Linked DNA regions of Homo sapiens: region 1 is linked to region 2. Evidence: chromatin loops called from intact Hi-C (ENCODE). Cell type or tissue: endothelial cell of umbilical vein. All regions are shown on one strand. Each heading gives the region's core, and the rest is flanking DNA. Links, peaks and the distances in the headings are about the cores only.

Region 1 (4,396 bases), core at 309-4,308, 76 kb before region 2:
TTTTGACTATTTTGTACTTTATATAAATGAAATGATACCATTTTTACCTTTAGGTCCTTCTAATATTCTGCCTGGATTGTGGTATTTTATAAATTTTGTGTGTGTTTTCAATGATGAGGATGCAAGCTCCTTTATGTAACTTCTCGGTAGAAAAAAGCAGAATCTGGAACAGTGCCTTCAACAGAATACATTAAACTGAATGCTCCTAAACCTATTCAATTCAGCCAAGCTGGTGGAGATGCAGACTTGATACCTTACCATGAACTCGTCGGAGGATGGGGATCTAGTTTTCTATTCTAGTCATCTTTCCTAGACACCACTCTGTGTGTGTGTGTGTGTGTGTGTGTATGCACATGTGTGCATAGAATTATTCTGAGACAATTCATCACTGCCTAATTTAACCAACATTTCTGAAAATATGCATGATAATAAAAAATAAGGGATTTTTCCCCCATCCTAATAGTATTAATGGAGGATTCATCAGACTGGAGTTAACTTACAGCTGACTTTTGGGATTTATCTGAAACACTATTCTTAGCCTTGTAGCTTCCTTCTGGTGACTTTATTAATTGATCAGATAAGAGTGTCATGGGGCCCCACTAGTGATGATGGGACCAGTGGGTTGTTTTCCTCTCCAATCTAGGAAACAGCTGGGTGTGTTTCACAGCTGCCATGACACTGTGAAAAGATCCTTACACCCGTTTCCTATGCTGCTTTTCCTTTTTGTTTGTTTGTCTGACATATTACCACCATTAATGCTTGCCAGAAGCTAGGCAAATCTTTTGTCAAAAACCAACCTGCAACTCTACAGAGAATATTTTTCTGGATCACTTACTTTCATTTTGAGCGTTTTTAGAAGCCTTTTTAGAAGGCTTTTGAATTCCCAGTATTCTGGGAGGCATTGACTTCTGCTGTGCACTCAGGACCATAGCAAATGGGTTGTTCTGAGAGATAAGGAAAGAAGCCCTTGAAATGTAGCTTCTTAATGGAGCCATTCTGCGAAGGATTGACCTGACAAACAGCTCCGATGTATTCACTGCGGATGTTCATCTCTAAACAGCCACACACATTTCCTGCAGAGTCATGGTAGTGCAAGCTGCTTCAAGTACATTGAGGGAGTGGGAAGACAGTGGTTGAATAATACGGGAGCTCCAGCTGAGAGATGCCTGTGGTACAGCTCTGGATTGCGGTGGACAGAGCTTCAGATCTGTTGAGTTTGAGAGTCATAGCCAAGATTTCCTGCTCACTGCTTCTACTGTTATTCCCATTGTTAGTTGCTGGCATCTCATATCTTAGATCATTAATCCATCCGCTGGCTCCCTATTGCTAATCCCTTATAGGCAAGACTTTGAGACTGTCCCTTCAAGATTCAGAGGGTCATTTCTGGCCCTCTCCTCCACTTTTTCTACACACTGATACTCTTTCCTATTATTCATAAAGCGATAGATCATAAACATGCTCTTAAGCAAGAGTGCTAATCAACCAAGCAGCACTGCCGGTGAGTTGGTTCATATTTTGTTCCTTCCATTGGGTTCCAGCTGCGCTCTTCCTGTTTTACCAATTAGGTGAATGGGAGAGGTGTGAGGCATGGTGAGCCCAGCAACAGATACAGAAACACCTTGTCTCTTCATTTGCTTTTGTTGTGAAGGTGACCATCAGGGGGACTGTGTACAGTGCCAAAGAGTGGCCTGTCCATCTCCCTTAGTTATGACGGCAGCAAATAACAAAGTCTCCATGTGGACGCAAGGGCTTTCTACAGTTTAAACCAAGACAATGGGAAAGTATGTTTTCTTGGCCCTTTGCAGGAAATCCTGCCCAACACAGGAAAGAATGGAGCATTTCCCGGACCGTGGGCTGCCCGGGCCTGGCTTTCTAGGGTGGGCTTGAGCAAACCCGGTAAAAGATGCTTATCCTCTTACCGAATAAGAAAACCCAGCAACATCACCCATGCCCAGAGGTGCTAATGTTCAGCAAAGCCCCAACATGAATTAGCTGGAACATACAAAAAATGATATGTATGATTCAGAATAGACTAAAGGAGAGATGTACATCTGACCTTGACTTTGCCCATTTTCTCTGCTTAGTTTTCAGCATGTTACAAAAATACCTCTCCACCAAGAAAAACAGGAGAAGATACTACTTGGAAAGAAAGGAAAGTGAGATCTGTCTCATGACATTAGAAACAGATGATTGCTCAATATCTTTATTCTGAAAGCCATGGCTTCTAAATTTTTTTTAAAACTGCAAGCTACAATTGTTTTCCCTGGGCCCTGCTGGAAGTCACAGGGTAAATAAGGCACAGCCATCCTTTCCTTTGCTGGTGGCCCTCTCGGATGGTGACATGTCGTAGCAGCAATGGTGCCTCTGAACAAAAATAATGAGAGAAACATCTGTCTCCTGCTACGCTCTTTTCCAGGCAAATGGCACTTAAGATTCTTATTTTAGACTTGTAAGTGCTCCCACAAAAAAGCAGCTTCGGTGTTAACTGCATCTCCTTCTTTCTTTGAATCTGTTGATCACTTTTTCCTTTGCTTGTATTTTAAGACAGTTTAAAAACAAAGATGACAACAAGATACATGCATGTCTCTGGTACTGTGGGATTAAGAAAAAAAAGAGGTGAAGAATACAGTAGAATGGTGTCATGTGGGTGCAGATAATTCTTCCGTCCTTGTTAAAAGAAATTGGGAGAGGCAATGTTTTGGAAATGTTTATACCTAATATATTGTAGAGGCTTGAAAATTACCAAGTAAACCAGATCATGAATGAAATAGTGTTGCTAGCGGTGCTCTCTTGTAGTCAGGGATCATAGTCCAAATATTGAGGAGGACCTACTCTTGTCTGTTTCTCTCTCTCTCTCTTTCTCTCGCTCTCCTGCTCTTTCTCTGTCTTCTCACACATACACACCCTGGCCCCTACACAACTACGACTCACTTTCATCAGGAATTCAGATAATGTCCCCGAGATTAAAGAACGACTTGTGAACTGGCATCTCTGAAGCAGCGAGCTGGAAACACAGGCTTCGTGCTTTCCCACTGGGATATTTAGAAGAGCATATGCATAAAGTGATACCATTTTTTGTTTATTTTGGCTTGCATACAACTAAGACATTTTAGAGCTGGAAGGAACTTCAAAAACGAAGCAGTTCAACCCCTCGGTTTTTCTAATGAGGGAACCGAGGCTCCGCGAAATGCCTCCGTGTGGCCGAGGTGGCAGCGGGGCGCTGGATTCTCACGTCTGGCTTCTCCAGCCGTCTCTTCCCAAGGTCTCTCCGCTCTCTCTGGCTTTTCTTCTCCACCTCCTCAAGCATTTCAGATCGACTTCCTCCTCCACGCCGCTCACGACCTCTTCCCAAAGCATTCTGCTGCTGTTATTTGGAAAATAACGAACACAGAAGCGATGTGTTTCTGCGGATATTTTAGTGCTCACAGACTTGCGGCATCTGACCAGCCTGGGCACAGCACTGTGTGCGCGCATACCGTAGAGTGGGGAGGGCACCCGCATCACAGTCACCTCAGCACCACCCTTCCGCTACCCTTCTTCATTATTTGTAAACAAATATGTTTCTGAAATTTTGTCATGACTTTTAGAAATTAATTTAGGATAACCATTTAACGAGATTTAAGATTGCCTAAAAGGAAGACAGAAGAGTAAACCTGTATAAGTTCAAGTTTATTCTGAAAAAGTTTTTGGTTAATATTACAAGTTGATGTTCTATCCATCCATCCATCCATCCATCCATCCATCCACCCACCCATCCATCCATTTATCCACCCATCTATCCTCCATCATCCATCCACCTACCCCACTCACCCATCCATGCATCCAGCCATCAATCCATCCATCCATCCATTTATCCACCCATCCATCCTCCATCATTGTCCACTTACCCCATCCATCCACCCATCTATCCATTCATCCAACAAGTTTTATTCAACCAACATGTCATTCAAAAACATTTTCTGCATGCATCGTGCCGGTTATTGTGTGCACAATAGGTTACAGAAACACAATCTAGTGGGGAGATAGAAAAGTATGAATAATGAGGCCAGGCGCAGTGGCTCATGCCTACAATCCCAGCACTTTGGAAGACTGAGGTGGGTAGATCACCTGAGGTCGGGAGTTCGAGACCAGCCTGGCCAACACAGCAAAACCCTGTCTCTATTAAAAATACAAAAATTAGCCAGGCCTGGTGGTGCATGTTTGTAATCCCAGCTAGTCAGTGGGGCTAAGGCAGGAGAATTGCTTGAACCCGGGAGGCGGAGGTTGCAGTGAGCCAAGATCATACCACTGCACTCCAGCCTGGGCAGCAGAGAGAGACTCCATCAAAAAAAAAAAAAAAAAAAAAGAAAGAGAGAGAGAAAAGTATGAGTAATGATTATACAATGGGATGGTTGAT
Region 2 (4,396 bases), core at 300-4,299:
AGTCTCTCCATCTGCGGAGAGGACAGTGGTCAATGCCTCATGCTCTGCAAGGCTTTGGGTCTGTCAGAAGAGGACCCTCCCCCAGCAGGAGACTTGTTTATTTGGCATTTAACCAAAAGCATTAGGGCTCCTTTCAGAAATATTTGGTCAGGGGCCAATTATTTTAGCATATACTGCAGAGAAAGGAGGTCAATTTAAAGAAAGTTTAGATAAAACAACAGCAGACACAACAAAGCAGCCCTTTAAGGGGCAAAGATGTGGGTGCAGTGTTTCTAGGGAAGGGACACTGACCCCATTCCCTTGAATATGGACAAAGAAGCTCATCAAAGAAGCTCACCAAACCCAGTCATTCATAAGCATGAAAGAGGCCCTCATGCTTCTGCACCCTGGCCAGGAACCAAAGACTCCATCAGCTTTGACACAATCAGTCCTATTAATATGGAGAGGCCTTAGGATTGGAACAAATTCTTCTGGGCAGTCAACTTGCCTTAAACGATCTGCCAAAGCCCATCCCAGTGTTGTTCGTACACAGCTGAAAAATATCAAGACTTTAAGAGGGGAAAAGGAGGAGGGAAATGGAGCCCACATTTCCTGAGCTCTTGCGAACTATGGAGCATTCCACATTACCTCGTGTTGCCTTCCCGGTAGTCTCAGTATTATTGTTCCCATTTCACAAATGAGAAAGCTGAGGTTCTGATGGTTTAAGGGACTTGCCCAAGGTCCCCCAACAATGTGTCAGAGTTAGCACTCAAAGCCCTGTGCGTGGGTTCTGCAAGTCATCTTTGGAACCTCTAAGCTATTCTGCTCCCAATCTCCTTTTTAGCGTTCTTTGTTTACCATTGATCCTTTCCCCCTTTTCATCAGAAGAATAATCCGTTTCTATGGGGCATTATAATGAATGGGGAATCTTGATTTTTCATAGACTTCCTTCAGGAAAGAACCAGAAGTTGAGATGAGGGTGACCCTCACATAGATGGAAACTTTTGTATTCCTCTGTTTTAGCTTAATTAACAAAGAAGCACATTGCACATTTAACATTTAATATTTATTAAATGTCATTATTATTTGTCATTTAATAGTTATCTAATACTTAGCCAGTCCTCCAGAGACACAAATGGAGTGTCAAGAACAAAAAAGCAGGAAAGAGAAAGTGAAGACAGTGGATAAGACATTCAAAGTTTGAGGGAGGGCCATGCTTGGTGGCTCACTCCTGTAATCCCAGCACTTTGGGAGGCCGAGGTGGGCAGGTCACTTGAGGCCAGGAGTTCAAGACCAGCCTGGCCAACGTGGTGAAACCCCGTCTCTACTAAAAATACAAAAATTAGCCGAGCATGGTGGTGGGCACCTGTAGTCCCAGCCACTCGAGAGGCTGAGGCAGGAAAATTGCTTGAACCTGGGAGGTGGAGGTTGCAGTGAGCTGAGATCGTGCCACTGCACTCCAGCCTGGGTGACAGAGTGAGACCCTGTCTCAAAAAAGAAAAAAAATATATAAAACCCAAAGAACAAGAAAAAAGTTTGAGGGAGAAGATAAAGTTTGTCATCCTGCGCATTCTTAAATACTGTTCTTCCTATGCCCGAAGCATTACCCAATAATGCAGTTCCCTTCGAGTGAAAAAGCAATGCTTCCCTGGGCAGGGGGTTGGCCACAGAGCACACTGCATGGGAGACCCCTGCCCACAGGACACAGATTCCAACTGTGGTTTTCCAGGGGTGGGACCGATGGCCCTGAGCCATCTGTGCTCTCCCGGCAGGACCCCACTAGGTTTCACCGTGACAGCTGAGCCGGGCTAAGATTGCAGCCTTCGGCACTCTGGAAAAAAACAGCTGCTGAGGTTCCTTTGCTTTGCTGGCCTGGTCTCCACTGGCCAATGGGACATTAAGGCCTTTGTTATTCACGCAGCAGTTGGAATCTCTGGCCATTTAAGGAAGGAAGCCGCAAGGTAATCCAGCCCTGGCTGTGCCATCAACGAGTGACTCACTCATTTCTGCCATGTGAACTGTAGATGACCCGGGTCCTTCCTCGGACGTGGTCTACAGCCTGCACTCAATTAAACTTAATGGATTCCTGAGGAATATGTGCGGTCTATATATTAAGTCAAATTAAGCCTCATGCACCATAAACCATGCTCTCTGTTTGTTTTGATAACATTAGTGAATAGGAAGGAAAAAAGTTCAGGTCTGGGAAAAGAGCAAGAATGTGGCCACACTGGTTTACCCCAAAGGGAATCCAAGCCAGTGCCTGCCTGGTACCCTTGGAGGGCTGAGGGTTTCATCCCAGGGGCACACTGGGCTGTGAAGGGCTAGGGGAATAGCATAGAGGAGAGCATGGTGCTTGGAGTGAGGAGGCACCGGATTCAATCCCTGCTATGCCACTTGCTAGCCATGTAACCCTGGGGAGCTGACTAACGTCTCCTGGCCTTAGTCCCTTCATCTGTGGAATGGTCCTTCCAAACTTCATAAAGTTGGTGTGAGCATAAAATAAGAAAAGTGTTATATTCGTTTATTTGCATTGCTATAAAGGAATACATAAGACTGGTAATTTATAAAGAAAAGAGGTGCCGGGCACAGTGGCTCACGCCTGTAATCCCAGCACTTTGTGAGGCTGAGACGGGTGAATCACGAGGTCAGGAGTTCAAGACCAGCCTGGCCAACATGGTGAAACCTCGTCTCTACTAAAAATACAAAAAATTAGTGGGCATCATGGCAGGCACCTGTAATCCCACCTACTGGGGAGGCTGAGGCAGGAGAATCACTTGAACCCGGGAGGCAGAGCTTGCAGTGAGCCGAGATCACACCACTGCACTCCAGCCTGGGTGACAGAGTGAGACTCCGTCTCAAAAGAAAACAAAGAAAAAAGAAAAAGAAAAGTTTATATGGCTCGGGTTCTGCAGGCTGTGCAAGCATGGCACCAGCATCTGCTTGGCCTCTGGTGAGGCCTCAGGGAGCTTCCAGTCATGGCAGAAGGAAAAATTGCCATGCGTGTCACATGGTAAGAAAGGGAGCAAGAGGCGGAGGAGGAGGAGCCGGGCTCCTTTAAACAGCCGGATCTCACGTGAACTGGGAAGAGTGGGAACTCACTCATCACCAAGAGGATGGCACCAAGCCATTCACGAGGGATCCATCTCCACGACCCAAACACCTCCCATCAGGCCCCACCTCCAACACTGAAAAATTACATTTTAACCTGAGATTCAGAGGTGACAGACATCCAAACTATATCAAGTGTTTAGCACAGTTTGTAGCAAGGGCGCATAGTAAGAACCAATAAAAGATGGGAATGTACATATGTTTTTATTCAGCTATATGTGCACACATATATGTGTACTAATGCATATGTATATCTATATATGTAAATGCATATATCCATACCTATACATATAGGTGTATGTATATGTACTGTATATAAGTGAATATGTGTATAAATATATGTATATATCGTATACATATATGCATGTAAGTATATATATTTGTGTGTGGCTATATATATACATAATTATGTATCAGCCTTTGTATATATATTGGACCACAAGTTGCAGAGAGCCTAGGCAAGGTTGGCAGAAGGGACACAGTCCTCGGAAAGCTGTGGGCAGAGGAAGGGGTGTGACCCCAGGTGCCCAAGCCTACCTGGGCAGTATAAAGAGCTTTCTCTTCGAGGCCTGCCGTGGTCTGAGGAAGGGAAGCCAGTGTTATCAGGTGGGTCCCTTATCAGAGAAGGGCTGTCCTTTCATGTTGTTTTTGCTGTTTCTAAAAACAGAAACCAGAGGCTATAACTGCTGCAAAGACTCTTAAGTTTCTTCATCTGTGGAATGGTCCATCTGTCCTTCATAAAGTTGGCATGAGAATAAGATAGGTAAAGTGTTGTATTCGTGCATTTGTGTTGCTATGAAGGAATATGTAGGACTTGTAATTTACAAAGAAAAGAGGTTTACATGGCTCATGGTTCTGCAGGCTGCGCAAGCATGGCACCAGCATCTGAATCCAAAGACTTTTTTTTTTTTTGAGATGGAGTCTCGCTCTGTCACCCAAGCTGGAGTGCAGTAGCACGATCTCGGCTCACTGCAACCTCCGCCTCCAGGGTTCACGCCATTCTCCTGCCTCAGCCTCCCGAGCAGCTGGCGCCCGCCACCACGCCTGGCTAATTTTTTTGTATTTTTAGTAGAGACAGGGTTTCACTGTGTTAGCCAGGATGGTCTCAATCTCCTACCTTTGTGATCCGCCCACCTCGGCCTCCCAGAGTGCTGGGATTACAGGTGTGAGCCACCACGCCCAGCCCTGAATCCAAAGACTTTTTAAAGGGAGAGCCAGTGGCTAAAGTGCCACAAGAAACAATGTCAGTAAGTCACACTTGTGTCCTCCAAGTCTCAGGGTAGAAGAAAGGATCAGGCAGCGGTGTGGT

What was found. A loop is a pair of places that touch in the nucleus more often than their neighbours do. Peaks named below come from ENCODE experiments on the same cell type or tissue, not always from the same donor. Only the 100,000 strongest peaks of a DNase experiment are listed, where the experiment ranks them.
Region 1: a loop joins it to region 2, with 8 times the contacts of the local background. A loop is called at or near these places in 1 of 110 quality-filtered maps.

The regions. Positions count from the first base shown.
Region 1 is chr1:244,136,809-244,141,204 of GRCh38, forward strand. No RefSeq gene overlaps it. Among named protein-coding and RNA genes, the nearest start is that of ZBTB18, 88 kb to the left of the region's middle. In endothelial cell of umbilical vein, for the core only: no CTCF peak of the experiment used is centred there; a DNase peak (open chromatin) is centred at 1,823; H3K27ac peaks cover 2,433 bases.
Region 2 is chr1:244,212,557-244,216,952 of GRCh38, forward strand. No RefSeq gene overlaps it. Among named protein-coding and RNA genes, the nearest start is that of SPMIP3, 140 kb to the right of the region's middle. In endothelial cell of umbilical vein, for the core only: no CTCF peak of the experiment used is centred there; a DNase peak (open chromatin) is centred at 1,955; H3K27ac peaks cover 1,106 bases.